Linked DNA regions of Mus musculus: regions 2, 3, 4, 5 and 6 are each linked to region 1. Evidence: chromatin loops called from intact Hi-C (ENCODE). Cell type or tissue: heart. All regions are shown on one strand. Each heading gives the region's core, and the rest is flanking DNA. Links, peaks and the distances in the headings are about the cores only. Region 1 has its middle 12 kb from the start of Gm31728. Region 2 holds the start of Itpkb (inositol 1,4,5-trisphosphate 3-kinase B). Region 3 holds the start of Gm39712 (a long non-coding RNA gene). Region 4 has its middle 21 kb from the start of Gm39712. Region 5 overlaps Itpkb (inositol 1,4,5-trisphosphate 3-kinase B). Region 6 holds the start of Stum (mechanosensory transduction mediator).

Region 1 (4,814 bases), core at 594-4,593:
CCCACCTCCGAGGACTAAGAACAGGAGCTGAGAGAAGAGAATTAGAAAAGAAAAAGGGAGAGAAAATGAAGTTGTGAGGGGGATGCTGCTGGGTGAGGGAGTGGCAGGAATTAGGGTGGTGTGTAGGAGGGTGGACCTGGTCAAAATACACCGTATACATATATAAAAATTCTCAAAGAATAAAAATATTTTAACATAGATTAGATGGATGAATGGTAGGTGATAGATACATAGAAAGACAGGCAGGCAGAACAAGCAGTAACAAAGCCTCCTGGGTGCAGGGCTGAGTTCCTTCCATCTTCACACCTCCCTCCATCCCTGGTTTGCCCCTCCAGGGTACCAGGATGTTCCTTCCAGAGCTAAAGTCCTGACACGTTTCTTAGCCTTTGGTTTTCTTTCCTCATGCCTGCTCACGTCTTCTGACTCTGCCTGGAAATCATTCTCTCAGCTGTGCTTTTATTTTAAAAAAAAAATTCAAATGATACTTTGCTAACATAAACTGCTTTAAAATATATTAAAAGAAATATTCCTGTAACTTCATTTATGGTATTTCTGAATGTGCAACTGTGTCTGGTCCCTAAATTACAATCCAATTCTGACTCATTTTTCTCCTGTTTGTTTATTTATGATTCCACTCTAAACAGCACTCCTCCTTCCCATACTTCATTGACTTTATTGCCTGCCTCCCTTCCCTCCCTCTTCCTCTTCCTTCTCCTCCTCCCCCTATCCTCCTTCTCCTCTTCTCACAGTCCTCCCCCTCTCTCTCCCTCCTCCCTCTCTCTCTCTTCCTCCTCCTCCTTCTCCTTGTCCACCTACTTCTCCTCCTCCTTCTCTTCCTCCATCCCCTCCTACTTCTCAATTGCTTAGATTTCAGGTATGCACCATCACACCTGACTATTCTATTTATCCTTTTAATTATAGCAAAACACAGACAAAATAAGATTTATCACCGTTTATCCACTCTTAGGCAGTCTCCGTGGCTGTAAGAACATTCATGGTGTGACACGATTACCTCTACCCACTTCTAGAACTTTTTAAAGTGTTGAAGATTTTAGGACAGAATAATTGAGCAGAAAGTCCAGAGAATTCCTTAAATTCCCTGTCCCTGAGGTTGGAGAGATGGCTCGATGGTTACGCACTCTCACTGCTCTTCCAGAGGACACAGGTTCAATTGCCAGCACCCATGGGTGATACAGCATCATGTGGCTATCCGTGAACCATGGACAGTACTGAACCATGCACACACCTCTCTCTCTTCCTGTGTGCTGCACAGCATTGGCCCACGGTATCAGAGCTAGTCTGTCCTTGCCTGTTTGCACATTGGTGCCTTCTTTCTATCGCTACTGTTGTGCTTTGACGTCATCGGCAAGTCAACTATGCATCCTGGAGCACAAACACTGAAGTACTGTGCCAGTGGAGCCGAGAAGGCTGCTAAGCAGTATATATTTGTACATGCAGCGTGAATATACTGGTGAAAGGGAGGGGATGTCTCGCCTGTGCAGGGTGGGACAGTAGAAGATTTTGTCATGCTACTCAGAATCATTTGAAACATAAATTTATTTCTGGCATTTTCTGCGTGATTTGTTTTCCTTGTGGGCTATAGTTGACTTTGGGGTAATTGAAATTCTGGAAAGTAAAACTGAGTAAGGAGCTATTTGAAGCCTCCCCCCTCGCCCCCCCCCCCCCCGCTTTCCTTCAGACACTGGCAACCACCATACCTCTCTCTACGTGATTTTAGTGATTATACTCATATTGAGCCCTGATATATTTGTGTCTGGGTCATTTAATTAGCATATTGTATTCAGGGCTGCTACATGTAGCATGGATTGGAGCTTTATTGTTTTTTTAAGTTGAATAGTCTCCCATTGGGTGGCTACACTACCCTGCTCACCCACTGGTGGACAGTTGAGTCTGCCATGTCTTAGCTATTGTAATTGACACTGGTGTGCATGAACAAATATCTGAGACCCAGCTTTTAGCTCTTGTAGTTACGTCCTAGGAAATGGAATAGCCGCACCTTACGCAACCTGAGCAGCCATACTGGCTTCCTCCACCCGCAGCAGCTTTCAGTTTTCTTTCCAAAAGCCATCTTAATGAGTAGGAGGTGTGGTCTTCGCTCCTTAAGCTTTAATTAGGACCCTGGAGTCCCTTTCAAAGTAAACAGGTACTTGGCCATTCATTTTTGCAGTTCCCTCCCCAGCGTGTATGCCATGGGAGTATGAGTTCTCTCTGATTTAAGCTAACAGGGTTGGCATCCTCAGCTGTGAGGAGGACAGCTTAGCCAACAGGCAGGTGTATGAGCTCTGCACAGGAGTGTGTGGGTGGTTCACACAAATTCTTTGGCCTGTGAGGGATCTGGTCTTTACTTCCCCAGAAGAGCTATCCTAAAGCTGTGTGAGTTCCCCAGAGAATACAGCCTTGAGAACCTCGGTAACACGGATCTCACAGTATGTCTACAGGTCGTATGTTAGGTGAGTCTAGAGGTCTTAACCTCTCTGACAAATAATGAAGGGCCCCGAGTCTGTGACGCTGGAAAGTGATTCTTGGGGAAACATACACATTATCTCACACAGTAGCGATGCATCCTAAAACCACCAAAGTTAATAATGCCCTGTTGGCATACATTTTTCTCCTTCTAATCCTGGAAGGATGGCGGTCCTGAACCCTTGAGAGACAGCCTGTCTATCCTTGGGCAGACGAGAAAGCAGTTTCTTTGCCACTAGAGGGCGCCAGCACCCTTTGGTTCGATCTCTCTATCTCAACACTGGGAGGCGCCCCTTTCCTGTTTAGCTGAGTTTGCTGCTATTTGGGTTCTCTTTAGGTCTTGACCATTCAAATGAGCAACGAAGGGGACATTCCCCCCACCTCCCCCAAGGATCTGGGATGCCATCCTCAGGAAATCAGATTCCTTGTGGGTGTGGGAGGCTGGCTAAGGGACTGAGAGGTCACCTTGCAGGACTTAACAGCTAAGAGCTGGGGCAGGGAAATACAGCTTTTTCCTTACATTGTTGAGTTTTTTAAAAAACAAAACACAATTTCAGACTAAGAGAAGAGTGTGCTGTTGTCTAGGTGCATTCTCTGTGGTACTTTCTGGAAAGCCAAGCTCTGTGTGGGAGGCCCTGGGCACCCCTTTTCCTGTCTCTCCAGTGTAACCTGCCTCACATATTTGGATCCTGTGAGCCTCCTAAGGACTGACAGCTGAAGAACACCACCCCCAAGGAAATAGTTTCCCCTTCTTAGGAGGTCCAGGGTGTGGCCCCAGAATCTGCCTGCCCCTGAACATTTTATCTGGTGCTCAGGTAACAGACAAACTGCAAGCTGAGAAAGTTTCCATCAGACTTTGTCCTCTGGAACCATTTCAGTTTTAATATGGTAGCGAGGCGACAGAGTCTTCATTCTCTTGTGCAATCCTGAGTCCCAGAGATGGGGCACCTCCCAGTATCCCAATAACCCAAGATCTCTCCTCATTTACCCCTTGCTTTCCAGTAAGGGCTCACTATCTCCCAACGCTGGTGCCCATGGCTACACAGGGGTTCAGACACCAAAAACTCCCTTTTAAAGAAGCAGGCCATTATAGTCACAAATAATATAAAATACCTTGGTGTGACTCTAACTAAGGAAGTGAATGAAAGATCGGTATGATAAGAACTTCGAGTCTCTGAAGAAAGAAACTGAAGAATATCTCAGAAGATGGAAAGATCTCCCATACTCATGGATTGGCAGGACTAATATAGTAAAAATTACTATCTTGCCAAAAGTAATCTACAGATTCAATGCAATCCCCATCAAAATTCCAACTCAATTCTTCACTGAGTTAGAAAGGGCAATTTGCAAATTCATCTGGAATAATAATAATAATAATAATAATAATAATAATAATAATAATAAACTAGGATAGCAAAAACTATTCTCAACAATAAAAGAACCTCTGGTGGAATCACCATGCCTGACCTCAAGCTGTACTACAGAGCAATTGTGATAAAAACTGCATGGTACTGATACAGCGACACACAGGTAGATCAATGGAATAGAATTGAAGACCCAGAAATGAATCGACACACCTATGGTCACTTGATCTTTGACAAGGGAGCTAAACCATCCAGTTGAAAAAAGACAGCATTTTCAACAAATGGTGCTGGCACAACTGGTGGTTATCATGTAGAAGAATGCGAATTGATCCATTCTTATCTCCTTGTACAAAGCTCAAAACCAGAGACACTGAAATTAATAGAGGAGAAAGTGGGGGAAAGCCTTGAAGATATGGGCACAGGGGGAAAATTCCTAAACAGAACAGCAATGGCTTGTGCTGTAAGATCACGAATTGACAAATGGGACCTCATAAAATTGCAAAGCTTCTGTAAGGCAAAAGACACTGTCAATAAGACAAAAAGGCCACCAACAGATTGGGAAAGGATTTTTACCAATCCTAAATCTGATAGGGGACTGATATCCAATATATACAAAGAGCTCAAGAAGCTGGACTCCAGAAATTCAAATAACCCCATTAAAATGGGGTACAGAGCTAAACAAAGAATTCTCAACTGAGGAATACTGAATGGCTAAGAAGCACCTGAAAAAATGTTCAACATACTTAATCATCAGGGAAATGCAAATCAAAACAACCCTGAGATTCCACCTCATACCAGTCAGAATGGCTAAGATAAAAAAATTCAGGTGACAGCAGATGCTGGCGAGGGTGTGGAGAAAGAGGAACACTCCTCCATTGTTGGTGGGATTGCAAGCTTGTACCACCACTCTGGAAGTCAGTCTGGCGGTTCCTCAGAAAATTGGACATAGTACTACCAGAAGATCCA
Region 2 (4,814 bases), core at 513-4,512, 61 kb after region 1:
GCCTGTGAGTGATCCACACAGCACTGATCAAGCTTTGCCAGCTGTGGTACCAGGGTGCACGTGTTGATCAAATGCCACGCCTCTTTGGATTTTTTTTTCTTTTTTGGAGCCTTCTTTACCTCCCCATATGCCCTCCCTTCCCCAACACCGCATTAAAACCAAGGAGAGGTGGGTGCAGCGAACTTTATTGATGGTATTCAAGAGAGTAGGAAGGGCTCCCTAGGCTCATCCTGTTACTATGAGGGTCTGGGGTGGAAATTGTGAGGGAGATGCTCAATGTTGGGGCCAAGTTGGGATAGGGACTCCTCACCAACTGAAGGCCTCTCTCTTGCTCTCAGTGTCCTTGCTCGGGTGGGTTATCCAGGGTTTCTTACTCCTTGGAGGCCATGTAGGCCATGAGGTCCACCACCCTGTTGCTGTAGCCATATTCATTGTCATACCAGGAAATGAGCTTGACAAAGTTGTCATTGAGAGCAATGCCAGCCCCGGCATCGAAGGTGGAAGAGTGGGAGTTGCTGTTGAAGTCACAGGAGGCAACCTGGTCCTCAGTGTAGCCCAGGATGCCCTTCTGTGGGCCCTCAGATGCCTGCTTCACCACCTTCTTGATGTCATCATACTTGGCAGGTTTCTCCAGGCGGCATGTCAGATCCACGATGGACACATTGGGGTTAGGAACACGGAAGGCCATGCCAGTGAGCTTCCCGTTCAGCTCTGGGATGACTTTGCCCACAGCCTTGGCAGCACCAGTGGATGCAGGGATGATGTTCTGGGTAGCCCCACGACCATCACGCCACAGCTTTCCAGAGGGGCCATCCACAGTCTTCTGGGTGGCAGTGATGGCATGGACTGTGGTCATGAGCCCTTCTACAATGCCAAAGTTGTCATGGATGACCTTGGCCAGGGGGGCTAAGCAATTGGTGGTGCAGGATGCATTGCTGACAATCTTGAGTGAGTTGTCATATTTCTCGTGGTTCACACCCATCACAAACATGGGAGCATCGGCAGAACGGACGGAGATGATGACCCTTTTGGCTCCACCCTTCAAGTGGGCCCCCGCCTTCTCCATGGTGGTGAAGACACCAGTAGACTCCACGACATACTCAGCACTGGCCTCATCCCATTTGATGTTGGGGGGAGGGCAGTCTCGCTCCTGGAAGATGGTGATGGGCTTCCCGTTGATGACAAGCTTCCCATTTTCAGCCTTGACTGTGCCGTTGAATTTACTGTGGGTGGAGTCATACTGGAACATGTAGACCATGTAGTCGAGGTCAATGAAGGGGTCGTTGATGGCAACAATCTCCACTTTGCCATGTAGAGAGCAGATGGCAACCCTCGTGACCAGGCGCCCAATATGGCCAAATCCGTTCACACCGGCCTTCACCATTTTGTCTACGGGACGAGGCTGGCACTGCACAAGAAGATGCACTGTCTCTGGAACAGGGAGGAGCAGAGAGCTGCCTCTTTGAATTTTAATTTCTAGTGTAAATGAAGCCTGTAACAACGCCTACCTGACAGTGTTGTTATAAGGTTGACAATATGCAAATTGTTTTTCTCTTGTGTGTGTGTGTGTGTGTGTGTGTGTGTGTGTGTGTGTGTGCGTGTGTTAGAGGTAAGGAGGGATTGCTGAGACAGGATCTCAGATAGCCTAAGATGCTTTCAAACTCTTGATGTAGCTAATAGTGACTTTGAACTTCTCATCCTCCTGCCTCCACCACTACAGTGCTGGATTACAGGTTCGTGTCACTAGGCCAACAAGCCTGGCTTGTGCGGTGCTGAGGACCAATCACAGGGCATGGTGCATGTTAGGAAGGCATTCTGTTACCCATACTATGTCCTTAGTCCTGTATACATATTCAAAATGTGCCTAAACCAGTGTCTGGAAATAGCAAACACTACGTCGAAGTGTTAACTTTTGCTTTACGTTGTGGGAGCCAGCTAGATTCTATGGTAGGATATAAAGCCTGCTGTGCTGACTTCCAATCTGGGGACTTAAACCCTGCCAAACCCTCTCAGTGTCATGGTTAGGACTATCGTCTTGTCTCCCTTACATCCAAGCCAGAAGTTCCATCTCCATGTCCTGTCTGACAGCAGCTGACTGGCCAAGGATTACTCAGAGACTAAGGGCATGTTCCAGCAGCCTTCATTTCTCACTAGGGAAGGTTGACTGACTCACCTACAAGAGACAATAGCAACTAGGAACAGCTTCTCAGGGGCCGGCAAGGTAGAGATTTGTGGGAGCTTTGCTAGGCTCTTCAGTTGCTTCTACTGAGGCATTTATCACCTCTCAGATTAGACTTCATAGCTTGAGTAACTCCTCTTCTTGCCACTAGGGACCAAAGGAGGGAGTCTAGATAGAGGTGGCTTCTTTGTCTCACGGTAATACTAGAACACACACAGGACAGGCATCTTTATTCAGCCCCATTGAGGGTGAGAGGGAAACCAGATTCAAGCCTTCCAGGGTATGTTAAAAAAAATAAAAAATAAAACAAAAACAAAACAAAACAAAACCAGAAAGGACTTGTCCGATTCCAGGAATTCTTGGCTGGAAGGGCTCTTGGTTTCAAATTTGCTTGAGTCTTTTCCTGACCAAGCTGCAGGTTGCTTTGCTCACTTCAACGGTATTGTTACATAAACAAGTAAGCTGTCTGCTTGCTACAGGCGGTCAGGTTTTCCATCCGAGGTTTGGCTAATCAGGATATATGGGCGGATACAAGCTTAGGATTCTTAAATCTCCTAAACCTCGCAGCTGTGTTCCCTGTTTCCACTAAACGCTAGAGTTTAAGATTTAGGGAATTATGCAAAACAGGCTTGCAGTGCCGGGTGGGGCTTAAGTGTGTGTGTATGGGGGCAGGGAGTGTCCCCCGCCCTCCAGTGTTGCCTGGTGCCCCCCCCCCTTTATTTGAGGGTAGAGTAGAACCCTTGAAAACGCAGGAGTAAATTCACAGGAGACTGAGCAAGTGGTTGAAGACATTGATCGGGCCTCAGCCCCAGGACTATGCTTTTTCTTAAAATAACTTTTTGAGAGTTGAGTGCAAAAATACGCGAACAGCACAGCCTCTGTGTGCGTTTATAGATAACTGCTTAATGCAGAGCTCCTTCACACATCTAGCCTACAAGACACTCAGCAGCTCACAGTCCAACCAGTCTTCCAAAATTCTACCATGGTGCATTAAAACCTAAAACTGTGCAAGGAAATGCCCTGCAATATATGCAATATACCTTGTAAAAAGTTGCCTATTGTAGTACAAGTACACCCTCTGCTTAGGCAGAATATTACCCCTCTTTCGATGCTAGAAAAATCCCCCCCCCAGCAGCTTTGTTTAGCACACTCAAAATTTTATTAAAAACAGTTTTCAAACGTAGCTTCATAAAACTAGACACCAGCAAACCTTGGTCGAGGGATGGAAAATAAATCGTATATCTTTAACCCGCAGAAGTTAAAGTCTTTTTTTTTTTTTTTTTTTTTTTTGTTAGCTAACAATGGAAACTTTTTTTTTAAGTGTTTCCCTCCCTCGGTTTGCCAAGCAATAGAAAAAAAAAAAAAAAAGAAGAAAAGAAAAACTTGTTCCGCTGAGTTCAACCCCAGACAGGCTCACAACTTCCTTCCTGCTTTCCTCCCCCAAGCCCCCGCCTCTCTGCCTCCTCCCTCAACCCCCAACTTTTTTTTTTTTTTTTAAATCTTACATTGAACAAACACTGAAGTAGCAGGGAGCAGACGCTGACAGCGGTAGTGTCTCCAACCAAGCACAGAGCAACGCAGGGTCGGCCTGGCGGTGTCCCCTCCGGGATCGCCTAGTCCCTGCGCCGGTACATTCAGCTTCGTTGCACCCCACTTTTTCCGTCTTCCATAAGTTGTTGCGGAAACCCTTTGGGAGCTTTTTTATTTTTTTAAAAAAACTTTAAGCCACTTGGTCTGTACGAGCCCGGAGTCCCCGGGGCATGTCGCCTGCACGGGACCTGGAAGTCTGAGCAATTGCAGGTAAGCGTGGCGGCTCCTTCCTGGCCCTCGTCTCTGAACCCTCTTTCCGCTCCATCTGTGCTGGGGTTCCTCTGGGTGTTCCGGGGTCCGAGCACAGCACGGAGGTGAGGGCTAGAACGACGGAGAAGGGAGGCTGATTTGGGACGGTAGCGTGGCGTGGCCTTGGGGGCAGAGGAGGCGATTCGACTTTCCCATCGCCTTCCGGGCCGCTGCGCCGCCACCACCTCCCCGGCGCGCTGCGGGCGTCTGGGGCTCGGCTTGCCCGGCGGCTCCCCTGGCGCCAGGCGAGGCTGCCCGGGATGCGCGAGGCCCTGCCCTCGGCCGGCCGCGCTGCTCCGGGGCTTAGCTTGCGGGACCCCGAAGGGCTGCAAATTCTCAGGCCTGCACAATTAGAAGGCCTCCGGGCTGCAACTGTGCAAGCAAGCCCAGAGTTCCTCCGAGGGGTGTGGGTCCCGGAGGGGGCAGCTGGGTCCTCGCTAACAGGATGCGCGCAGGGCTGAGTAGCTGCGGACATGCATCCCCTCTCCCAAACACACACACACACACACACACACACACACACACACACACACTCGCTGCAGGGTCTGAGGGGACAGTAGGGAGCCACCAGGATTGATTCCAGTGCTGGATACTGCAGAGTTTGCTCCCTGGCGCGCACGCGTGCCCACATTCACAAAACACACTTGTTTGGAGACAGACAGACATCAAGGCTAGTGCTGAAAAGTGCCTGGACTGCCCCACCCCCACCCACCCCCGCGCTCTTCCCGGCCTTTCATAGGCCGAGAGGCATAGCCCCAGACCAGGATCAGAAAGAAAACGGTGGGCACACAAGTCC
Region 3 (4,814 bases), core at 509-4,508, 140 kb after region 1:
GAAGAGGTTCAGTGTTTCTGACTGTAGCAAGCCTCGCCCAAGCAAAGTTGGATTTAACTTTGAGAACAACCTGTTGTCATCGTCAGCTGGTGGTGTTGGCCGAGTGGTATTTCCATGTCACAAGGATGGAGAAAACTGAAGCTCAGAGAGGTTTGGTATCCTGCCCAGGACCTTCAGGCAGGACTAACAGGAGCCGAGCTCAAGTTCATCTGGCTATAAAGTCACATGTTACAAATGACAAAGGAGATAGCCTAGCTGAATGATGCAGACCTGGGACTCTCAACAGGCTTTCTCCTTACCATCTCTAGCACCTTCGGCAAATTGTCTAATCTCTGTGTGTCTCAGTGTTCACATCTGTAAAATGGGATCATGAGAGCACCTCCATGACAAGTTAGCATACATTCACTGTACCTATCAAATGCTTAGCACTGCATCTACCTGTCCAAAGTCCTTAGTACACAAGCTGGTTACCACTGTTTCCATGTGCTGGGGCTCTGCCCTACCTACCCTGCAGTCCCTCAGGCGGAGGAGGAGGAACTGAGCACTCTGGCCCCTAACTCTGTAAAGTTCTCCTTAGGCAGTGTGTTGGGAGTGGCCCCCTCACCCATCTTGTCTGAGAGATAATCCCTAAGACTGAGTGCTGGGCCGATTGTCTGCTGCCCAGAGAGGGCCCTCAGTAAATTTCCATCTACCAGAAACTCAACCTTGTTTTTTTGCATTTACCAAAGTAAAAATAAAATCTCTGGGGAGACAGGGAGGGAGGGGGCCTGGGGAGGGTTGTGGGACAGCCGCAGTGCCTGGCTCTCTTTCCCAGACAAAGCTAAATGTCCCCTGTTCTCTGCCTTTTTCCATGAGGAAGTGTCCAGGAGAGGCCCACCCCACCCCCCTCGGCTCTTCCTGGTGGCCACTCCCAGCTTCCGACTATTGTTACCTCCCTCTCAGCCTTGTGAGTTGGAGGGAGGCTGAGGCGGGCCAGCTCCTGGTGCAGGCATGGGCTCTGTGTGGTCAGGCATTTCCCCATCTGCCACCTCCTCCTCCTCCTCCTCCTCCTCCTCCTCCTCCTCCTCTTCCTCCTCCTCCTCTTCACTGCTGTCATTTTTAGTTCTGGAAGGAGGAGAGAAGCCAAGCGGTGACCTTCACATCAGAGACAGCGATTGCTGGGCCACCTGGCAGGGAAACCCAGGAACATGAAGGGCACCTCAGCTCTCGGGCAGTAAAAACAAAGACTGGTTTGCAGGGATGGCAGTCCCCTTTGGCAGCAGCTCAGGAAAGTCAGGCTTGGGGGAGAAGAATTACCTGAAGCAAGGTCTCTAGTGCAAGATCTTTCTTTGCTGTGGTCCCTAGAGTCCCAGCTACATGCGATGGCTGTCCGTGAAAACATCCAAAGTCCCAGAGCAAGAGGGAAAGAGAAGAAAGTAGCCCAGACCCCAGACCTTTCCAGTCACGAGTGTTTTGGATAAGGGAGATAGACAGATGAGGGACAGGAAGATGGCATGTCCTGCAGGGTCTCAGGCACACAGAGAGTGGGGTGTGAAGTGAGTGGGGGAGGGGAGTATCCACAGTGGCCCCGAGGCTATGCTGGGACCCTCTTTCTCTGTGGGTGTTTAGGGAGCCACGGTGGCACTCCACGGCGGCAGGCCTGTCCTTGCCAGCTGTGTCCAGGGCCTTTCTCCAGGGTTCTGGCTGATAAGAGGAAGAGCGGTTTGTGGAGCATCCCGGGGAACAGTCTGGATACAGCCTTTGGTGTAGCAACTGAGCCTTAAGTTACAACAGAAAAAAAAAAAAAGGCAGCTAGGCAGGCCGGACCTTCTGGGGAGCCACACAAAAAAAGGCTTTCTGTCTGCCCAAAAGGTGCTGCTTAGGAGAATGGTGACAGACAGCTACCCCCTCAGCAAGGCGATGCCTTCCATGCCTGAGCAATCAGGGGTTGGTCCTGATGAAGAACAACCATCCTGGATCTCCTGTTCCAGGCCGGCAACAGATTCTGAAGGAGATACAGAGTATCCCTCTCCCAACAATAACATTGACCTAGACGCCTAACTTCTTCTCCTGATGGGTCACAAACAGCCAAACCACAGGGACACTAAAAATGCTCTGTAAGATCACCTTGGGGCTATGTGGATGCCGGGTGGATTGAAACAAGGAGTTTCACGTGTAGACTTGGGTCCAGTCTTTAAAAGCTACAACATGGTGTGTGTGCACACACTCTAAGACCTGGAAAAAAGTCTAAAGCATTTCTGGCCCCAGATATTTCGCATAAGGCGCGCTCAGCCTTCCTGGACTCACCTGTGTGTGCCTCAGCTCTCTTCCTAATCCCACCCTGCTCAGGCGATTCTTTAAAAAACGGCTCCAGGCTGCCCCCTGGTGGGCACAAAGCAAGGGCTGGGTGGGAAGGCGGGGCAAAACAAAAGAGGTTTCTTCGACAGGTTTGAAAGTCTTGCTTGTTAAAGGAGGAGGTGGTCAGTCTCGAGTACAGCCTTGCTTTTAGGTGTAGCTACCGGCCTTACCAATGGTGGGACTTTCTTTCTCAGGCCTTCTGTCCTCTCGGAGCGCAACACGCTGACCTTTGTGGCAGGCACGGTTTCTAAGCAGGCTCCAGGAAGGGGCATTGAGTGCCCTACCTGCCTGGGCCTGCACCACACCGCCCTCCCGGGGCCTCTGCCAGAAGAGCACAATGAACAAAGTTGGCCACAAGGCCTGGGAGAAGCACCAGGCTTTTCCCCAGAGAGGGCGGGCACCGATCACTAGGGAAACCCTAGCTGCTTTTATGGAAAGACCAAAAGAAAAAGAAGCTAAGAAGAAGGCATTTTTTTCCCAAACATGGTGAACGCAATGACTTTGTCCGACTTTTGCAAGAGGGAGCAGAAGGTCTAACCCAGAGTGAGCCCTTTCCTGTCCACTTTTTGTCCAGTGTGCCTTCCCCAAGTGTGTGTCAGCCAGGACCTTCTGGGAAAAGCCTGGGACTCAGAGGGAGGGGAGGGCAGGTCTCTTCAGGCCTCCCCCATCTGAAAGGTCAGTCTTGTGACAAAGTGACAAAGTGTTCGCTGTCTATGTGAGGCTGTTTTATAGCTAAGGGAGAGACGAGAGGGGCCCTGGGCATCCTGTTGGCTGAAACAAAATCTTCAGAATTAAATGGCAGAGAGCTGGAAGCCGTGCAACTTGGAGCAACACTAATGCCTCTGAACAAAATGGAAATAAGTATGTCAGCGCTGTGAGGCTCCATTGACGACAGCACCATACCTAGCAACGCCACAGACACTGAACCTCTGATTTGCCTGAGATTTCCCTGTGCGGGCACACGAACCTCGCGCATGCTCAGTCCAGCATTAGCCTGACAGGCTTTTAGGATCGTCGAAGGACAGTGATATTTCACAGTTACTTCCCCCTCATCACTCTTACCCTAGAAAGGGGGGAGCAGGAGAGAGGGGGTTTTTTTTCTTTAAAACTATCTAAAAATAAAAGCAGAGTTATCAAATCATTGAAATAAGAGAGAGTGCTGGAAGGAAAGTAGTAAGTTGGAGGAACGGGTCTGGCGGAAAGGGACTTTCCCAGAGTCTAGCCTCTTCGTGGAGTTGATTTTGTTGGCCCACAAAATATGTGCCCCCACCCCTCTCTAGGTGATGTCAGCCATTTGGGAATCTGCTTTCATAGAGTGGCTGGACCAATGGTTCTCAACCTGTGGGTCTCAACCCCCTTGGAAGGAGTTGAAAGACCTTTTTGCAGGGGTCACCTAAGACCATCCTGCATATCAGACATTTACGTTATAATTCATAACAGCAAAGTTAGAGTTATGAAGCAGCAACAAAAAAATAATTGTATGGTTGGGGATCGCCACCGCATGAGGAACTGTATTAAAAGGTCATATGAGGAAGGTTGAGAGCCACTGGTGTAGACAGAAGCAGGTGAAGCCCCTGGGCTCCTGGGGCTCCCACTATGTGGTCAGGACCTAGCACGGTGGCCCTGGAGGTGGTGCTTCATAAATAACCAATCACACGCTGGCTCAGCTCATGGCCACCCCACTTGCCCTCTGGCCCTTTGGAAATGCCTGGTGGATTATCGCCAGCACTCTGTCTGGAGGGAAACTAAAACAAACAAAAAGAATCAGAAGTCAAGACAAAGTGAGTATTTATGGCTCGCCTGAACTTGGCCATGTGCGGAGCAGAGCACGTGGTGGGAGGTTGGTCTGTATCACCGGGGATTCCACAGGCCCTCAGGGGACCCAGTTATAGGACCCGGTTTAACCGCAGTGAGACCTGGAAGAACAGTGGCTCCTTCTCACCCCAAAGCTTGGTGGCTCTAAGCTCCATCAGTCTGTTGCTGTAGGATCTAGGGAGTGTTTAGATATTTGGCCTCAGGAGACAGCATATTTCTTCCATTGTTCACTCATGGGGTGGTGAGTCCTGAACCTGCAGAGGCTCCATCAAGCAGGTGCTGGAAGGAGGGCAGGCTGGCAGTCAAGGATCCACCAGGGACTGCAGTGGCTCTCTCCAGGAGATCTGTCCTGCGGTAACCCATGTTGTGTCAAGCCTGAAGCCAGAGGCTCTTGACAGCCATGGTGAACCTTGCAGCAGAGGCCATACCTGCTTGGCCTTGGAAAGGTCATACTAGGCTACCCTCCCTGCCTGGACATTCCTACCACATTTGAAACAAGGGGCCCTTCAATTCCATTTTGTGCCAGGCCCTTGCTGATAACTACTGCACTGTGAAAGTAGGAAAGAGGCCCTTGTCCCCACACCCTGCCTCCTCTCATCCCTGATCCTGTCATTCCTCTTCCAACCACTTTGCAGAAGACACAAGCCATGACTCCTTCCTCT
Region 4 (4,814 bases), core at 303-4,302, 160 kb after region 1:
CGAGGTGGCTCAGCCTGGCAGTGAATCTTAGAAACAGCCAACTGTAGAAACTCTTTAATTAATTGAGAGGGAACTCTGAACCTCCTCTGAGGTAGAGTGCTCATTGCACAGCAATGCTGTATACATATGAGGGACACAGGGTCCCTAAGTCCGGAGGTGGTATCCGAGACTCCCTTAAGAGGCTCCTGCCTGTACCAGCCCTTCTGAACCCTATACAAGAATATCTCTCTCACCGGGTGTGGTGGCGCACGCCTTTAATCCCAGCACTCGGGAGGCAGAGGCAGGTGGATTTCTGAGTTCGAGGCCAGCCTGGTCTACAAAGTGAGTTCCAGGACAGCCAGGGCTGCACAGAGAAACCCTGTCTCGAAAAACCAAAAAAACAAAAAACAAAAAAGAATATCTCTCTCCTTCCTTCCCCATACTACATAGCTGACTCTGTATTCTCTGCCCCTCTCCCACCTTTCAGCTGTGCAGTCACCAGAGCAAGCATCCTCTTAGACATTAGACCATATAAATAAAGCTTTATTAGAGACCACCATGTCACTACTTTATATATCATCTAGGGTCTCATTCAACCCCTTACAGAACTGCCGAATCCTGTTCGAAGGTAGCAGTGGCCGATGGTTGTGAGTTGCTAAGTGTCAGGTGATTAAAGGTAAAGTAGTTTAATACTCATAACAACTCTATGAGATGAACCTTGCCATCCCCGAGTTCTTCGCGACAGAACTAGGAAACAACAGACCAAACTTTGCTTTGGACCAAACTCGAGACCTGCCTGTGATTCTGCCTGTTTCTGCTTCCCTGGACAGTCCAGGGCGTGTATTCTGGTACCAGGCTGTGCCACAGGATCCCTAGGACAGCCCATGGATGCTGGTGCCTGGGATATGTAGGGACAGAGCTATCAAGGCCCAGAGTCAGTGTACCTGGTAGTCCCTGTTCTCCTGCAGGCCTGGAAGTGGGGCTGGAGACCCGAGACTGCTGGAGCGAGGGTCTGTTTGTTCTAGGCGTGGGATGACCCTCCAGGCAGCTGAGTGTTAGCATCCATGGCATCCAGTCCCCTTTCTCCGCAGACTGAGGGTTCAGAACCACGTCTGCTTGCCATTCACAGTCTGGATCACACACCCTGCCACAGAAATGCAGCAAACACATCCAGTTCCCGGGAACACCAAGAACCAGCCTGGGTGGCATTTTTTTTTTCAATTTCGTTTTCACTGTGACAGCTGTGGCCCAGCTCCTGGCATTTAGCACACCATGCACAGGCATAAAATGACACATTCAACAGAGAAGTGGGGACTGGGAAGCAGACAAGCTCGGGGACCAGGCGTTTCCTCGCTGTGCGGAAGATGGGGGAGGGTCAAAGGGAGCTTTTATTAAACCCCGTAGGTGACACCGTAGGTGACAGCCACAACCCCTAATAGACCCCAATAGAAAATTCACAGAGACAAATTCACCAGGAATTGGGGTCCTACCTTGTGGTCTCCTTACTCTGCACACTTGGTCCTGGGGACATTTAGAGGTCACAGAGTTCAGGCCACAAAGATAGACGTTTGCAACCAGCGTCATTATCTGACCTAGTCTTTCCTCTCTGTACTTTCCAAACTTGTGAATCAGCAAAGTGGGATTTAAAGTGGGGGCAGGGGAGAAAGTCCCACATGACTTCTGTGCTTTTCGGGACAGTAGCACATACGATTTTAAAAATAGTTTCTGCACATTACGGACAAACGGGGTCTGTGATAGCTTTTTTGACAGCAGCAGGCCTGCTCTATTTCAATGAGAAGAAAAAAAAAATGCCCAATTTTAGTCATGCTTTCTGAGAACACATGCTGGCATGAATTCAAGACAGACTAGAAACCGCGAGGCCCCATTAGGGAGCCTGCCCCCTTGTGGACATCAAGGTGCATTGCAAGATGGCCCTAGGACAAGGAGGCTAGTCAGGGAATGCATTTAATTTACAAATGACATCTTGCTCTAGTAAATACCAGAGCCCACATTTAAGGCACAGTGGTGGTGGTGGACAGATATCAGGAATATACGGTACAGTATAAAGGACACCATGCAGAAAAAACAAGGGGTCCCATAGGACAAAAAAGAGGCCTCACCCAAGTCAGGAACATAAAGGCCATTTAGGAAAGGCTTTGCAAAGGAAATGCCACCAAAATGAGTTTAGAAGCTGAATATGAATTATCCAGAGGGTTGAAGGATGGAGGAAGCAGACACACAGCACAGAGACACAGGGAAGGAATAGCTCCAAGTGGCCAGAGCCGAGGACCCATGTGCAGAGGACCCATGTGCAGCTCACAATGTGGTCATAGCCGGATCTCAGGCCTGGGCAAGGAATAGCGGAAGCAAATGGGGAATGTGGAGTGTCTCCCAGTGACAAACAGGTGTCCCTGGGGGCTCCTCGGCAATGACATGAGGTGACACTTCTGCATGGAGGAAATGATGCTAACCAGTGGAGAGATGCCAAGTTCTATAATGAGGTCGAGGCCGTAAGCTAGAGGGAAATTAAGGAAACAGTCTGGATGCCGTGGGGTCCATGGAGTGCAGAGAAACCAAGCTTGCCAGGTCAGCCTCGCTCACTCCTGTGGAGCCAGAAAGCCCTGCCACCCTTCCTTAAGGTTTGACTTATCATCTTCTAGGTGTCCCCTTCCTGCCCACCTCCCTTCCGGTTCAAACAAAATCCTTTGAGCCTCTACTCCTGCAGGTTCGTGGTTAATCTCACGGCTAAATAGCCAACACTTCAAAACCAATCCCACTTCTACATTAGGTGTAAAAGATTTTCCATTTTAGGGAGAAAGGGGGAGGGGCAGTTTACAGGTGTGTCTCGCGTCACTCAGCAGCCAGGCATTTGTAATTCCAGTTACCTGGCTCAGGGATGCAGCTGGTAGGAGATGAAGAGACACATCCAGAAGTCAGTAGCTAGTGTGTGTTTGAGACACCCACCCCTCTCTATAAATCGACCTGCATCTTAGCTCCTGATCTGTGGAGAGCACAGTGGGAATGGCTGATTGGATACTGGCTGAAAGGCTTGGATCTTAAAGAATACCGAAGGCCCAGCTGCTGCCCTCTCTACTCATTCCCTAAGGGCTCAAGGCAGAGGCTTGGATGTCTGTTACCTCAGGTTCCAGCGCTTAGACCCAACTGACACCAGCTAACCCCAACTGACCCAGTTGGCCCAGAAAACAATATTTGTATGTTGCTTTTACCATGTATGGCAAATGTCTGTTTTATAAGGTTACTTCCAACCTATTTCCTGTTTTCAGCACTTATTACTACAACATAAGTAAACACGTGCATGACTCTGGGGGGGGGGGGGAAGAGTACTGTAAGCTTAGATCACAGCCGTGCATAATCACTGCAAGAGCCAGCTATCTCTCCAGCCACGCCCAGGCAGTTTCTTATTCCGTAACTTCAAGCGCCTGCATTGGCTTCACATTAGGGAACAGATGACCACCATGAGCCAGGTCTACAGGTCTGGGTCACACCACCATAGCTGGAGACAGCTCAGCTCTAGTGCTTGCTGGGCTGTGGCCCCAGCTGAGGTTCTAGCAGGCTCACCATCACCTTGGCTGGCTCAGCAGCACTGTGAAGAACACACAGTGTGGCCGTTCTCACATTCTCATTTCCCTCTCTATATAACAGGGAAGGCCAAGCTGTGGGCGTGTAAGGCTAGGCACAGGAGAGGGCACACCTGGCCCCAGGCACGTATATAGATGATAGGTGGAGTCCTCCGTCCTCCCTTCTGTCCTCCACGCTGGGTGTGTGCTCTTAGGGGTGTAGTCTTGCCCCAGCCCCTCCTGATTGCTGCTCTGTTCTTCTTCCTTCTTGCTATGATGTGAAATTCTCTGCTTTACAATACTCTCACCACTGGTCCCCAACATAGATTAGAATCCCTGAAACGATTTGAAAAACAAATCCTTCTTCCTTTGAGTTATATTAGACGGTCTAGTCCCCCAGCTATGGGAAAGCTAACACGAGCTGTGGGTTGTTCTGATAGACAGGAAGAGGCTGGACGTTTCCCTTGGCATATGAGGAGCTAAGTGCTGGTCCCTGATCACCCCAGCACTGGTGATAAAATTGCAGGCACATCTCTCTCTGTCTTTCAGCCAGCTGCTCCTGAACCAATGACAGGAGATGATGTATTCTTTCTACCCACCTGATGCTCATGAACCCTGAGATGCCCTAGGAGAGTGATTTTCAACCTGTGGGTCTCAACCCCTTTGGGGGGGCCAAGTGACCCTTTCACAGGGGTCACCTAAAACCACCAGAAAAAAATCAGATATTTATATTACTATTTATTTTTTTAAAACCTTTTTTTATAAGATGTATTTATTTATTATATGTAAGTACACTGTAGACACACCAGAAGAGGGAGTCAGATCTCATTACGGATGGTTGTGAGCCACCATGTGGTTGCTGGGATTTGAACTCAGGACCTTTGGAAGAGCAGTCAGGTGCTCTTACCTGCTGAGCCATCTCACCAGCCCTATATTACTATTTATAACAGTAGCAAAATTACAGTTATGAAGTAACCAGCAATGAAATTAATTTTATGGTTGAGAGTCACCCTAACATGAGGCACCATATGAGAGCCACTGCTCTAGAATATTCCATGGGTACAGGGAAGCCCAGAGGCTAATTATCCCCCAGGCACTGATCTTTCCATAACCCACAAGGGTTCCATCTTGTTAGATTTTTTTTTCTGCCTATCCAGAACTTTCTAGATTCGTCACGAATTGGTATGTGTTCTGGCGTTTCTCTGGCTGTTGATTTGTAGCCTTACAGTCTTGTACTCATCCAGGATATGGAAATTA
Region 5 (4,814 bases), core at 329-4,328, 120 kb after region 1:
CTGCATTCTAAACTGCTTAGGTCAGAAACTAAGAGAGGGAGGGACACGGGCGATAAGTCCCAAGTGACGCTGATGTGTGGCCAAGGCTAAGAACCACCCCACTGCCAACCTTGACTGTGCTTGCTCATGGAGATGGGAGTTACCTGGGGCCCTTAAGGAAGCTGAGATGGCTTTCAGCCCACCATCTTCAGCTGTTTACCAACATCATTCATTCTATATGCAACGTTGAGCCCTAACATGGATGTCAATATTTTTTAATACAGACATTTATTTCTTTGCTTGTGTGTTTTTTAGACAGTCACCTGTGCTCCCAGGGACAGGCTCTGCTGTGTCCAAAGGGCTTCAAGGCAATGGGGCAGCCTGGCCTCAAACTTGTTCTGTAGCTGTAGATAGCCTTGAGCTACAACCACACTGCTTCTGTCTCCTGGCTGCTTAGATTACAGGTGTGTGCCACCGTAGCCTGTTCGCAGACACTTATTTAGGAGGGGAAGACAGGACAACTGCCCAAGAGTTGTAAATTATGTTCTTCAGGATGCTAAGATGGACCTGTATTGCTTACTTTCTCAGTGCTCAGGCATGTACGTGATGCAGAAGGAAAAGGAGAAAGCCCATCTGCCCACCTCCCAAATCTACACCATGCAAAGATATGTAAACTTTTTTTGTTTTGTTTTTTGTTTTTTATTTTTCCAGACAGGATATCTTCGCTGTCCTGGAACTACCTTTGTAGAGCAGGCTGGCCTGGAATCCAGAGCTCCACCTGCCTCTGCTTCCCCAGTGCTGGGATTAAAAGTGTGTGCCACCAGTGCCCAGCTGTAAATTGATCTTTCTTTTAGAGCTTATATTTAATATTGGGATCAAACATTTTACCTTGATGAAGGTGTTTTTCTATATGCTATAAGCAGTTGCATTCTGTCAGCTAGCCTGAGCTAGATTTGGCCTGTAGTTGTATCCGTTTCTTAAGACTTCCCAACTCTGGCCTAGCTCAGGGAATAGGTGGGAGCTCTCTTGAGTAACGACAGGAATGGAATATATACCCACAGTGTATTACTAATTCCTTCTCTTCCCTTTCTTTTCACCTTTTGAAGGATGGTAGTGTCTATAGGAACAGACTCGCTGACTAATCCACAGTAATAAAGTACCATCCCTTAGGGCAGAGGGCCGTGTCAGCTGGGACTGTGGGTCCCAGAAAAGAGACAGAGGTTGGGGGGGGGCTGCAGCAGTGTGTGGGGGCTGTGTGCCCCAAGTACTGTTTTCTGATGTATCACTGAATTTTACATAGTGAGAGGAGGCAAGCTGAGCAAGGTGTTAAGGTAAATGTCCACACAAGTGATACAGGTTGACCCCCCAACCACCACCCCTCCCGCCCCCCCCCTGTTTTCCCTCTCCCCCCCCCCCCCGGCTCAAGTGGAGGTTCCAGCGATTCTAAAGGAGCTGGCAAACACAGGGACAGGGACTTGGCCTCAAATGCTGACCACTTGTTCATCTGGGGGACCCTTTCTCACAAGGCTTGAGCGCCCTGATCGGGATGGAGGTGTCTTGCATTCACATTGAATTTTCTCCCTTGCTTGGCCCCAGGGACAGGCTCTGCTGTGTCCAGAGGCTTTAAGGCACGTGGACAGAGAAGGTCCGTCAGTGGACAAATTCGCTTTAAATTGTGTCTGGGACAACAGAAACTGTTCAGTTCCTCTCTCTGACTTTGCTTTTGCTTCAACTAAACTGAGTCGCGACTCTAAACAAATTCCTTTCACAGATGTCTGCCTCTGTGTACCTGCTGGGAAACATGCGCACTCTCTATTCCTCTTCCTCTCTTCTGTGGAGTCGTTGCTCTCCTTTTCCTTAAAGTTCCCTGATTGTTTAGCATTAATTCTTCTGGTCATAAAAGGGACGAATTTCTGTCCCCTCTACTCGTGGCCACAGACATTCCCTACCTCCGACCTCTCCCTCCAAACTAAGTTATAAAGTCGGGGCTGCCTTTCAGGAAGGCAAACTGGTTTCAGGAAGGAAGACTAGCGCTTTGTCAGAGTCTTAGAACTCCGGCTTCCCCTAACTCTGCTCCGCCCCTCCCTCCTCTGCAATGCCCTCCCTTCTTCCGGCCCACCCCTTATTTAGCTCCGCCCTTCTTTCCTAGCGCAGTGCCCCGCCTCTCACGCACTCGGCCCTTCCCCCGGAGCCTGACGTCATGGAAAGGCGGGGTGGAGCCATGTCCTGGACACCCTATGCCTGCAGGCCCCACCCTCCATCAGGAATGGGATGTGCCACCCTGGAGCGGTCCCTAGCGGCCTGAGGGCTCTGATGACTTTGAGCTGTTAGCCTCGGTGAACAGGTCCTAGACTCCGACATCAGTAAGAGACTACAGAGACATTTCTGTCTTCTCCCCTGCGTGGCATTCTCTGGATTCCTCTCAGATTTTTCTCTCCAGCTGAGAACGACGCCTTCTACACTGGTGAAAGTGGTTTCAAAAGTCAGACGCTTTCTTGGCTCTTGCCTGTGAAATGTGATTTAAAACAGTAACATTTAACTTTTTTTTTTTTTTTTGAAACATTCACATCTGTTGTGGGTTAATTCAGAGAACGAAATAAAAATCCTTGCAGTCATCCTTGGTAGGTTTTTCCTCATGCATTGCTTGTGTTTATTACCATTCCTAAGCAATTTTAAGTAAAGCCTTGAGTTACCCTGATAGAGAAAAATGTCCATCTCTTATCTCCCCCTCCCCCAAACATCAGTTAAAAGGGAACTAGAACGTTAAAGATATTCCTCGGGAACCATTCTATCCACAGCATCTCAAAGACCCCTGGTGTCTGCCTTCATGTGGTTAATCAGTCTGTTTTCTGCGTGGAGGCTGAGAACTGACATATTTGGCTTGGGGGTTGTCAGACTCAAGACACTGTAAGACAAGATTAGCTCCTCTCTAAATTCCAGGAGTGTAATACACCAGACTTAAAAGAGATCAAAGGCACCGAAGGGATGAGGGGACCCAGGAGATGGCTGGCACATTAGGAGATAGTCTTCTTTAGCATCCAGGTATGTTTTAATTTTCACAAATGGCAAGATTGCAATCAAAACGAACAACAGGAACATGTTGAGAGTCAGTAAGTGCTGTTTTGGAAAGGAACCAAAGCTCTAATCCCTAGAGAAAGTGACTAGGGACTCCCAGGACAGCCTTTCCCATGCAGACTTACCCTCAGAGTAATGCTTGCCTAGGGCTTGGCCCTGGGGATGCCCCCTTCCTGCATCCTGGCTGCCTGCCCCTTTTCTCCAGCAGAGTTGTTGATTGACACCTGTGAGCCCTTCTGGGGTGGCCTCACTCTAAACACAGGAAACCACCTTCCTGGTAACTGAGTGGCTTAGAATGAGTCTCCTGTGAACAAACCTTACCAAAGCTGTAGCTCAGCTCTGTTTTGTTTGTTTGTTTGTTTGTTGTTTGTTTGTTTGATTACAAAAGGGCAAATGGGGCCAGGTTGGTGGCTCACTCCTGTAAACCCAACACGTGGGAGGCTAAGCAGGAGGATCTACACCAACCTGTGCTACATAGTACCTTTTGGATGAGTCTGGGCTGCAGAGTGAAACAGTTTCAAAAGCATATTACCACATAACAACAAAAGCATACTTAAATGGAGCTGGACCCGGTAGTGCAGCTCAGTGGTAGAGTGTTTGCCCAGCATGCCTCAGTCCTTGGGTTATATCCCCAGCACACACCACTACCTACCACCCATACCCCAACCCCTGCTGCCCAAGTACGGAATTCAACCTTTCTTACCCAGACCAAGATTGGTTATGATAACAACGATGACCATTTTGGTATCATTTACTGCTAGACACTTTTCCTATTCATTGTCAATGTCCCAAGCTCATGTTACAGATATAGAAGTCCACAAGGACACACACAGGTCGACTTGAAGTCACACGAGACTAGGAAAGGACAGCCAGAATGAACGCTCAGCTGTGCTCTGGAGACCAATTTCCAACCTCCCTCCCACTTTAGTTGCCCTAGCTAGGCAGCGCCCTGTGAGAGGCCTGCAGCCCGGTGTCTCCATGCACTGAGTAGAATGGTGTTCTTGATGCTGCCTCAGAAGTGCCTGCTCGCTCACCTCCGTGGAATTTTATTTGACTTTCCCTAGGCCACTCTGCCTGGTTAGTCAATAAACACCACTCACTTGTTGCTTCTTTTGCAAAGCCTCTCCGACTGAATACTTTTCATACTGTGGTTAACATTTAGACAAGTGTGACCAGCGGGCATGTTCTGGAGTGCAACACTTCTACCTAAATGTAGACTCTACCGTTAGCCAGAAATCTGTCTTTTTAAAAGAATTCATACACACACACACACACATGCACACATACAAGATATTATATAAAAAACATAGATGTTGCATAGTGATATAGCAAGTGATAGTGTGTATGCATATATATATATACACATGTATACATATATACATGTATACATAATGTACATATATACACACACACATATATATGGAGGTGACAGTCCTCTGCCTCTCATCTCAACCCACTGAGTCAGCATACACCATGCTTCTTCCATGGACAGATTACTTAGGCTTGCCAAGATTGCCTCTCATCTTTAACACAAAGTTGTTTCCCTACTTTGAACAGGACTGAAAGTGACCTATGGAACAGCACTATGTTAATGGTCACCATCCTTTGGTGGTATAAGTGTGTTGTAGCATTAGGGCTACCCTAAATTGCATCTTTGTCACAGAATGGAGGGAGGGAGGGAGGGAGGGAGGGAGGGAGGAAGGGAGGGAGGGAGGGAGGGAGCTTCTCTAGTTTTCTGCTCATTCTTTTTCTGTTTCTCT
Region 6 (4,814 bases), core at 512-4,511, 220 kb after region 1:
CTGCCTCCTGGGGCTGGCTTCCCACAAGCTCACTTCTGTCTCCAGCAGCGCCTCAGTGCTCTCCTGCCCACCTAATTCTTTGTTTCCTCAAAGCCTATGTCAGGATGTTGTTATTTCAACACTTATAATTCTAACAGCATGCACCCCGCGCGCGTGCCTTGTGGCCTTGATATTCTCAGGGAGACAGACAGGTGCTCTCTCTTTACTCCAGTGGGTGGACATTGCTGACACATGGAAATTAACAGCAGCTTGCCACCCTGCAGTAGTTTAGAGTTTGCCTGAGGACTTGGACGGTGAGGCAGGCTGCTAGAGACCTCACTCAGGGGATAAGCCCAATTAAAGGCTCTGACTTTCTACTCAGATGGGACTCCGCAGCACAGCATCCCTCCTGGACTTAAGAGTCCAGGCAAAACCAACAGGTCCAGTTTGAGTGGGCGTGGCCTTCAAAATCACCACAGATGAGGTCCCCGCTGGGCCCTCCAGGAGCAAGGCCGTGAGAAAGGCCAAAGTGAAAGGAAAGGCCACTTCTAGTTGACCTCTGCTTTTGGGAACTTTGCAACCATGTGCAGGCAACTAGCTGGCTGGCAGCAGCAGGCTCTCTGAAGAATGCATAGGATGCCTGCTTCTGCAGCCCTGCACGCTGCCGAGGAGGGCGCCTCCGTCTCGTGTGCAGGGTCCACCCGTGGCAGGAGATCAAGTTGGAAGTGGGGGAAGGGCATGCAGGCAGAGATGGGTGCTGGAGAGAGGCGATCAAGAAAGCTCTCATTCTTTAACTTTATTCACCCTTAGGCACTATTTTGGGACAGCAGTGGCTTTGGGGTGTGTCCAGACAGCCAGAGCCTAATACAGACTTATCAAGGCTCACTCTTCGCTTTCTTACCGGCTCACTTCTGGTCACATGCAGTCTAAATACACATGCATGCAAACGGAATAATAAAATCACCCCTTTCCGTCGGTGTACTGCGAAGTGTCAGGCAGAAAAGCGGACACCAGGAAAAGAGACTCTGGCTAAAGAACTGCCACCTCCACAGGCTCTGCACCGCGTGAAAGCGTGACCTGATGCAGTGTGTCTCCTGAAACTGTGTGTCTCCCTTCCCCCAGCTCAACCGACTTCCCAGACTCCCTGGAGCCTGGTCAACCCCATCACAGCCCTGAGTTCTTCCTGTTCGGCCTCCTCTCCTCCCGAAGTAAAGGGATCACAGACGCACTTGATGGGGAAGAAGGGCCAAGATTCCACTCTTCTGGACAGTAGCCTAGCCTGGAGCCAGTGAGCCGTCGGGTCCCTGCTTGGGACTCCAAGATTCTCTGTCAATTTCATAGCTCTTCTCTGCCTGGCCACCTCGCTTGTGGGTCGGAGACCCCCCCAGCGTGGTACCTCTTCTCTAGGATGCCCACGCCACAGGCTTCAGCCACCTGCTAGATACCAACCGTGGGAGCACAGCCTGAAGCTGGTGGACACATCCACGGGTCTCAGCCAGTGCCTACCTCTGCCCTGCCTGGTCTCCATCAGGCAGCCCAGGTCGCAGGGACCGCAGGGGTTAAAGGGGTCACAAGGGTCGCCCACACACACACTTCTTACCCAATCCCGGCACGAAAGTGTTGAGGAAGAGACAGATGACAGCCACCGGGAAGGGCATGTAGGGGATGGCGGCGCGCAGGGGCCCCTTCTTCTCGCGAACCTGCACGACCACCCCGCTGGACGACGATGCCCCCCGGGGATCTGCCGCTGCCACAGCCGCCGCCGCCGCCGCGGTCTCGGCGTCTTTGTGCAAAGGCTCCATGGCTGGACGCGCTCTCCAGGAACCCTGCAGCCGCCCGGGGCACCAGGGCAGACGGCGGCCGGCTGCGGGCTCCTGGCAGCGCGCTATGCGCCCTTCTCAGGAGGCCAGTGCGCTCCGGGTGCTGCGAGGCTGGCGGAGAAGCCCGCCCTCCCGCGCTCCACGCCCCCACTCCGGGCGGAGGGCGGGAGGGGCAGCGTGACACTCTGTGACAGCGCTCCCTCGCCCCTCCCCTCCGGGCCCCTTCCCCGCCCCCTCCACACCTCTCTGCAAAGCCCTTGGTTCACCAGCAATGGAGACCCCAGCAAGGGAAGAAAGCGCAAGGAGAGCGCAAGGATGCTGGTGGTCTAGGTACCCAGAGGGATGGATGTGCCTCACCCTCCTAGCACAGGTGAACTGAGAACCTCACTCAAGGTCCTGGAGAGCTGGGCGTGCACTAGGCTGATTCAGTTGGAAAAGCCTCAAGGTTGAATCTCTCTTCTGGAGTGTGCATTTAATGCTAGGGAGGTGGGGGCTAGGGACGCTTGAAGCCTGAAACCTAGAAACACTTTGCATTTCGAGTCACGGAGAAAAAGCAACGTGTTTCGAGTCACAGATGCTGATAGGACTGGAAGCGAGAAATATAGCTTACAGCTTTATAAACCCATGCATGTCTGCAAGAGATGTTCCCTTCACGCGCCCACACACACACACACACACACACACACACACACACACACACTGTCTCACGTATAAGTTCACACACATAGAAACGAAAATGGAAAGGAATGCTTGCTTGAGGGAGCCACGGAGCTGGTAGTGGGAACCATGCCCTGACCAGTGTGCTGCTGCGGGACATCTGGGCCAGTTATGACTACCTGGTGAAGATGCGGTGCGCCCACAGCGCCCCCTGGTGTTAACGATGCACCGGTGGGAATAAGCGAATAGACTTGGCAAGAGTCCAAACCAAGAGCCTAATTCAGTCTTTTCAATAAGACCCTTCATCTACTCCGATGAAAATGACCTCCTCTAGCGGGGCACGTGCTTCATGGCTGCAATCCCATCCTTGAGAGGTGTAGGTAGGAGGCTCTCTTCCTATCAAATTCAAGACCAACTTGAGCAAGACTACACTTCTAAATAGATAAATATTTTAAGTCTACAAGGTAGCCTGCAGGATTGTAGTCATTACAATGATAGTACCGCAGAGCCAGTGACAAATTGGCTGGGATATGCTGAAGGTTCGAAGGTTCTGGGACTGGGACCTTCCCATGCATCCAACTGTAGGGGAGTTATCAGTCACTAAAGCCCCTCCCAGAAAGTGATGCAGGTCAAGATTTAATGGCCAACAGAAACTACTTGTAGGTATGTTTTATTTTAAATGTTTATCACAGCATCCTCTGTTGGGCAGCATCCCAAACTCTTAACCACATTCAATGCCTGCCTTAACTGTACAAAGCACTACATAGTACTGTGTTTTCTAGATGGAGCAATTAAAGCATAATCGTCCATGATAATGTGGAGCAGGTGATCTCTTTCCAAAACCCATATGCATAAATGACATTTCATCTAAAGATCCCGAAACTAACCTCCATTCTATGAATTCGCAGAATACCTGGATCTCTTTTGGGTTCCCTCTATCATTATTTGTCTCTGAGGAAAATGAACCCAGAGAGGGAAATAGATTTCTATTTCCCCAATTTCCTGTGGCTATCTTTGTGACACCCAGACAGAGCCATTGTGGGTGCCAACACATGGGAGCCTATGATAGCAGGGGGAATCCAGACCTGCAGTAAAGCTGGGCCTGGAGCTGCTAAGGTGGGTAGGAAACAGGTTAGTGCTGGGGGCGGGCAGAGGAATTAGGACTTTATTGTCTGGGAATCGCTGACATTTTAAGTGGACATAGGGCCTCATACGTGTTCTATTTATTCCTACAATGTAACAAGTGACCCTCGAATTGATCAGCTTGACATGGCCGGATTTTGGTTTGTATGTTTTTGTTTTGTTGTTTTGAATGATCATACTCTACGGTGAGAACATAAGAGAGGCGGCATTTCTCCCTCCATTGTCTGCAGATCTGCAGCTGGGAAACTCAAATGGCTGGTGGCTGGAACAGTGAGGACCACAAGATCCACTTCTAAAAATATTCTCTGGTCAGTGGCATCAGGGAGAGAGTTTGAAAGCTGGTTGGCCAGGGGTAGTCCTTCATGCTACCTCCATTGTCCACGTGACCTGGAGGTTTTTACATTAAAATATGGCCGCCAGTTTCTAAGTGAGAACTTGCTGAGAGGAGTCATCCTGAGAGTAGAGACTGCAGAACCATAATGAGTATCACCGCCACTTCTCCAAAAGTTACACAGTATCCTTCTGCATTTCTCCCTTAGGCATTCAACCAGCGACCCACCCAGACTTAAATACAGAGCAGCCCTCCTCTTAATGGAAGAATGAGAGCCCAGGCTTTAAAACCAACAGTATGACTATATCAGCTGAGAAGACCTCTTAGCCAAGTGAGGAGGACGGCTAGTGAGGATCAGGTCACGTGCCCACAGGAACTGAGGTGAGATGAGGACTCTTCTTGACCTACCAGCCCAGAGAATGGGAGAGACAGCTTCCAGATGCTAATTGGGCAGAACGAGCAGACAGAACGGAGCTGCTGTGTTTGAGCGCACATTGCTCTCTTTTCCGTTGGCTGTGATCAAACGCCTGACATAAAGCAACTCTGGCACGAAGGTCACATTTTGACTTACAGTTTAAGAAAAAACTAACCCGCCATCCATCGTGACTGAGGGAAGGCATGGCGGGAGGATCACGAAGCAGCTTGTTACCCCGTTTAGCTGGTAATTGATTACCCCAGGGCCCACACAGCTCCACGAGCTCACTTCACTCTGCGTGCCCGTCGTCCTCTTCCCACTCTCCTTGGAGTCTCACCTTGCCACACCCTGACCCATTTTTTTTCCCTCCAGCTTTTAGCTTCTGTTCCTTTTCTATAACAAGCTAGCCTCACTCAGCCAATTACTTGCTGGCCCACTTAGCTCCTAATAAATCTATTAAGCTGTAATC

Evidence for each region. A loop is a pair of places that touch in the nucleus more often than their neighbours do. Peaks named below come from ENCODE experiments on the same cell type or tissue, not always from the same donor. Only the 100,000 strongest peaks of a DNase experiment are listed, where the experiment ranks them.
Region 2: it touches region 1 in a loop (2.8-fold over the local background); 13 of 42 quality-filtered maps call a loop at or near these places.
Region 3: it touches region 1 in a loop (7-fold over the local background); 33 of 42 quality-filtered maps call a loop at or near these places.
Region 4: it touches region 1 in a loop (4-fold over the local background); 26 of 42 quality-filtered maps call a loop at or near these places.
Region 5: a loop joins it to region 1, with 4 times the contacts of the local background. A loop is called at or near these places in 4 of 42 quality-filtered maps.
Region 6: it touches region 1 in a loop (4-fold over the local background); 7 of 42 quality-filtered maps call a loop at or near these places.

The regions. Positions count from the first base shown.
Region 1 is chr1:180,266,047-180,270,860 of GRCm38, forward strand. No RefSeq gene overlaps it. Among named protein-coding and RNA genes, the nearest start is that of Gm31728, 12 kb to the left of the region's middle. In heart, for the core only: a CTCF peak has its summit at 2,736 (motif pointing right); a DNase peak (open chromatin) is centred at 2,735; H3K27ac peaks cover 518 bases; H3K27me3 peaks cover 1,521 bases.
Region 2 is chr1:180,326,801-180,331,614 of GRCm38, forward strand. Itpkb (inositol 1,4,5-trisphosphate 3-kinase B) reads left to right here and starts at 3,676. Exons shown (of 8, transcript NM_001081175.1): 1 at 3,676-3,979. It also overlaps the pseudogene Gm5069. In heart, for the core only: CTCF peaks have their summits at 2,328 and 3,730; DNase peaks (open chromatin) are centred at 2,721 and 3,701; H3K4me3 peaks cover 1,939 bases; H3K27ac peaks cover 2,158 bases.
Region 3 is chr1:180,404,915-180,409,728 of GRCm38, forward strand. The region is part of intron 2 of Itpkb (inositol 1,4,5-trisphosphate 3-kinase B); the gene reads left to right. Gm39712 (a long non-coding RNA gene) reads right to left here and starts at 3,499. Exons shown (of 5, transcript XR_003948302.1): 1 at 71-3,499. In heart, for the core only: CTCF peaks have their summits at 2,400 (motif pointing left) and 2,605; DNase peaks (open chromatin) are centred at 897, 2,377, 2,637, 4,097 and 3 weaker places; H3K4me3 peaks cover 420 bases; H3K27ac peaks cover 2,884 bases.
Region 4 is chr1:180,426,668-180,431,481 of GRCm38, forward strand. No RefSeq gene overlaps it. Among named protein-coding and RNA genes, the nearest start is that of Gm39712, 21 kb to the left of the region's middle. In heart, for the core only: a CTCF peak has its summit at 1,893 (motif pointing left); DNase peaks (open chromatin) are centred at 1,244, 1,894 and 2,424; H3K27me3 peaks cover 548 bases.
Region 5 is chr1:180,385,467-180,390,280 of GRCm38, forward strand. All of the region lies in intron 2 of Itpkb (inositol 1,4,5-trisphosphate 3-kinase B), which reads left to right. Among named protein-coding and RNA genes, the nearest start is that of Gm39712, 21 kb to the right of the region's middle. In heart, for the core only: a CTCF peak has its summit at 2,274; DNase peaks (open chromatin) are centred at 1,535, 2,165 and 3,235; H3K4me3 peaks cover 1,672 bases; H3K27ac peaks cover 2,799 bases.
Region 6 is chr1:180,481,549-180,486,362 of GRCm38, forward strand. Stum (mechanosensory transduction mediator) reads right to left here and starts at 1,956. Exons shown (of 4, transcript NM_001081227.2): 1 at 1,580-1,956. The coding sequence starts at 1,781. In heart, for the core only: a CTCF peak has its summit at 2,689 (motif pointing left); a DNase peak (open chromatin) is centred at 2,643; H3K4me3 peaks cover 2,167 bases; H3K27me3 peaks cover 4,000 bases.